2 separate regions of the Homo sapiens genome follow, and region 2 is linked to region 1. A link is a loop called in an ENCODE intact Hi-C map of the cell type or tissue named here. Cell type or tissue: PC-3. All regions are shown on one strand.

Region 1 (2,500 bases):
TATATGTATATATACACATATATACACACATATATGTATATATACACACATATATACACATATATGTACACACACATATACACATATATGTACACACACATATACACATATATGTACATACACACATATACACATATATGTACATACACATATATACACATATGTGTACATACACACATATACACATATGTACATACACACATATACACACATATGTACATACACACATATATACGCATATATGTACATACACACATATATACGCATATATGTATATACACACATATACGCATATATGTATATACACACTTATATACACACATATACACATATATACACATATACACATATATACACACATATACACATGTATACACATATACGCATATATACACACGCATACACATATACTCATATATACACATGCATACACATATACGCATATATACACATATATACACATATACGTATATAGTCACATGTATACACATACGTATATATACACATGTATACACATATACGTAAATATACATATATATATACACATATACATATGTACACATATGTATACATGCACATATACACACATATGTATACATGCACATATACACACGTATACATGCAACATATACACACATGTATACATGCACATATACACACATGTATACATGCACATATATACACATCTGTATATATGCACATATGCACATATATACACATCTGTATATATACGCATGTATACACATCTGTACATATACACATATATATGCACATATGTGTATATATATGTTGCAAGACACCACATCTAAATACATGGCTCAAAACTAATCTGTATGAATTGCTAAAGTAGGTGAAGAAAGTACAGCTCAAGTGTTAAAAATATCTATATAAGATGATACGTTTGAGAAGAAAGATAGAACTTCAAAAAGGTCAATTAAACTTGACATTAAGTGGAAGGGATGAGAACTTCATGGCACAGTGATTTGGTTAAGATGATCACCATAAATGGAATGCTCATATTAAAATTCCAATAAAAATTTGCAAAGAAAGAGGCTAGAAGAGGATATTTTCTACTATTAACAAGATTATAAAGCAAACAAGATTATAAAGCAAACAAGATAAAAGTTGACAATAAAAGTGTGGAAGTAAAATACTTTGGCAAAACAACACAAACACGAAATAGGGTTGGCATCTACTATAGACTTTCCAGATTAGAGAAAATGTTAATAGATAATTTTAAATTTGAACAGGAAGTTCTTAAGATTTCTACCTATTGTCCTAAGAAATCTGGGAATAAAAGCTCCACATACTTTTGTGAAAACAGACAAAAAATTTAAACCTATGTAAAATGTCAGATAAATTTTGAATTAGAGCAAATAAATGAATATAAATATACATATATACAATATTATGCCACCATTACTCCACTAATTAAGAGCTGAACAACAATTTTCTGTATGTTATATGAAAGTTAATGGTCAGATTTCATGGTTTGCCCTTCAAAAGACACAACTGTTTACACTATTTAGAAGGAAATCTAACCAAACTTTAATGTATTTAAAGGCTATTCATTTGATCTCTTTTAAAGACTCCCAAAGACTTGCTTATAAAGCATAATAAGACAGAAATAATTTTAAACTATATTTTTATTCGTATACCATAATTCTTAGGTAGCTAAATTTAATCATATTCCGTTATTTGCTTTTGTCCTGGACCAACTTCAAAAGCTAACATTAAAGTTATGAATCACTTACTCATTCAGTTAAGGGAGGAGACCACCCCTCATATTGTCTTATGCCCAATGTCTGCCTCCAAAGAAAGAAGAAGTAAAAACTACAAAGGCAGAAATGAAATTCACAGGCAGACAGCCCAGCACTGAGCCCTGGGCCTGGTAGTTAAAAATCAACCCCTGACCTAACTGCTTGTGTTATCTATAGATTTCAGACATCGTATGGAAAAGCATCATTAAAATCCCTGTCCTGTTCTGTTCCATTCTGATTACTGGTGCATGCAGCCCACAGTCACGTACCCCCTGCTTGCTCAATGGATCACGACCCTCTCACGTGGAACCCCTTAGAATTGTAAGCCCTTAAAAGGGACAGGAATTGCTCACTGGGGGAGCTAAGTTTTAGGAGACGTGAGCCTGCCGATGCTCCCAGCTGAATAAAGCCCTTTCCTTCTATAACTCAGTGTCTGAAGTGTTCTTGTCTGCGGCTTGTCCTGCTACATTTCTTGGTTCCCTGACCTGTCTTGGTTCCCTGACCTGGAAGCGAGGTGATTAGCCGAAGGTTGAGGCAGCCCCTTAGGCAGCTTAGGCCTGCCCTGTGGAGCATCCCTGCAGGGGACTCCAGCCAGCTAGAGTGATGTGGATCCTGAGAGCGCTCCCTGGTAGGCAGTTGCCCCAGTGGAATGCCTCACCAGAACAGCTTGTGGCAGGCCCCCATGGAAGATCAATGCAGTGGCTGAACACCGGGAAGGAAGTGACACTTGGAGTCCAGAC
Region 2 (2,500 bases), 100 kb after region 1:
AGCAGTAATGATTATTCCAACAAAGTTTTTCAAAGGTTTATAGGATCAGAATATAGTAGTCTATCACCATCTCTCATATTTCCAAAAATGGTATGTTGTGGTGGTGCTAGGCGTGGGAAGGGTCAATATTTTGTGAGAAATGCTGAGTAATGATTTTAATGCTGGAGGAGTTTTAACCAGATAAAAATGTTGTTGCTAAGGTTATCATAGATAAAATGCACATTTGTGTAACATGAGAGCTAGCTTAAGATATGACAAATGCATCTCCCATGCTGCTTTGTGATGCTTTGCATATTTTGAGTTATAATTGAATCTTTTGAATCTAGGGTCATATTTATACCTACATATAGCATCTCACTTCAAGCCCAAGCCAAAGAAAGACCTACAGCAGCAACCTGTACATAATTGGTGGCAATCAGTAAATTTTGCTTGTTCTTACTGCTCATATAGAACTCATTCAGAGTTCACATACAACTCTTACTACATTTTATTAAAATCTTAAGCATAATATTAAACAAGTTTTAGTTGAAAATTCTTGTTCCTCTTATGTCCAGGTTTAGAACTATAAGATTACAGAATTAGATATCCCTGTGGCCTTACTTCAAAAGAATTGAAAAGTAAACATACAGGATATATACAAAAAAATGTATGTTTTCAGGTAACATTTGTACCAAGAAAGAGATCTTCAACGTAGATTTTTGGCATCATATCTAATAAAGACTATGAATTGTTAATAATAATTATTATTTTATTCATATCATTAGTAAGTATATCTTTATACTTATTTTATTTTGAAGTCAAACAATTATTTCTTTGAGTGGTTGTGATTTTAAAGGGCATGGGATACTGAAGTCTGAAGACATCTTTATTTAAAGTATACCCATGTTTTTAAATGCCTTGTTGAAGTGAGTTACATTCTGGAAAAGAATTCTCAGGGCATATGCAGGTCAAATCCCTCTTACGTGCACCATTGCAATAAAAAGTTTATCATAACAAAAAGTTCATGTAAGTGCTGGCTGGTAGCCTATGTTAACAGAGTCCTGCATATCTAGCAAAAATGAATTCCCCAGCACTGAGTAAGAGTTCCAGAAGATTTTATCTCCAAAAGTCATACTAATTTTTAATTGCCCAAAGATTTATTCTTTATTATGAGATTTTTGACTCTTTTATTTCATTGAGCAATTGTTCATTTTTTTTCTGTGAGATGTATTGGTGAACTACCTGATTCCCAGAATTTTTTCTTTCTTTCTGTAATATTTCATATTCTTGAGATCCAGGAGGTTCAGGGAAGGAAGTACATACTATCTGTGTCCTAAGGTAAAGATTCCATACATTGCTGAGATTTCAGAGACTACTGCTTTCTATAGTTGAATTATTGTATTACAATAAACAATATTTAGTGAATAGTGAGTATCAGGTATTTATTTTTTCAGAGATCAAAAATATTAATACTGTTGAGCTAGGGCCTACCCACCCGCCTGCATACACACATAATGTACTAAGTATAAAGAGGTAAGCTTCACTTCCCTAGTAGAATGGTGGTATAAAATAAAGGCCTCCCAACTCTTTCTTTCCTATTTGCATGGGGGATAAGGGTGGCAGAGGTTGTATACAACCATCTATGGCTTCTGGGAATTCGTACTATGTTGGGACACAGCAAAATATGTGGTCTTATACATAAGGTCTTGGTGATATTCTATGGAAAGTCAATGGGGACTTGAGGATAAATGAGTGTACTGCTAAAATGAGTGCACTGATAAAATTATCAGTTACCAGATTCATGACATGGAGATGTGAGGACAGGGGAAGGAGGTGGCAAAGAAATTTAGAAGGGACCTGATTGTTTGCCAGACTTAGAAGTTTGAATGCCCACAAATCACAAAGATGTCAGAGATCAGATTCAGTGAGAGTAAGGGAGTGGGGAAGTAGAAGGACAGGAGATGATGGTGTGAGAGGGACCTATAGAGAAAGGTTTTGGAAGTGAATGAATATTACATGGTAATAACGCAGCCATGCTAGTAAGCAGCTCAGGCATGGTGACTGCAGAGAACACTGGGACTGGGCAACTGAGAATCCAGTGGAATAAAAGGAATGTAAAAATTATGAAGCTATTTTTTTGAGCAAAATTTATGACTAACAGTAATTACAGTTACTACATGTTGGGAAGCAGATTAAAAGTGGAAAAATTTACACTAACAACAGGTAGAGTTTAGGTTGAATAATTCTTACCTCAATCATACTTAGCTTCCATGACAAATGCTCCTAGTTGCCTACTTGATATTTGTTTCCTCATCCTTCTTTTCTAAGAGAACTGTGATTTGTGTGCAAATGTGTGACAGTATTCCGGTGTTCCCAGTTGTATGTACTCGCAGTGAGGCCTCTCCTAAGAGTTAAGGGTTCTCATCTGATATAGTCATCACCAGTGAGATTTCAGTGGAAATAGCCAGTTGTGTATTCCCGGTAACGATTTTTGTTTTTGTTTAAGAGAACTGACTTAGCT

The links. Peaks named below come from ENCODE experiments on the same cell type or tissue, not always from the same donor. Only the 100,000 strongest peaks of a DNase experiment are listed, where the experiment ranks them.
Region 2: it touches region 1 in a loop (3-fold over the local background); 2 of 110 quality-filtered maps call a loop at or near these places.

The regions. Positions count from the first base shown.
Region 1 is chr3:79,771,099-79,773,598 of GRCh38, forward strand. No RefSeq gene overlaps it. Among named protein-coding and RNA genes, the nearest start is that of ROBO1, 4.4 kb to the left of the region's middle. In PC-3, no CTCF peak of the experiment used is centred here; no DNase peak of the experiment used is centred here.
Region 2 is chr3:79,871,657-79,874,156 of GRCh38, forward strand. No RefSeq gene overlaps it. Among named protein-coding and RNA genes, the nearest start is that of ROBO1, 100 kb to the left of the region's middle. In PC-3, no CTCF peak of the experiment used is centred here; a DNase peak (open chromatin) is centred at 1,005; H3K27ac peaks cover 1,746 bases.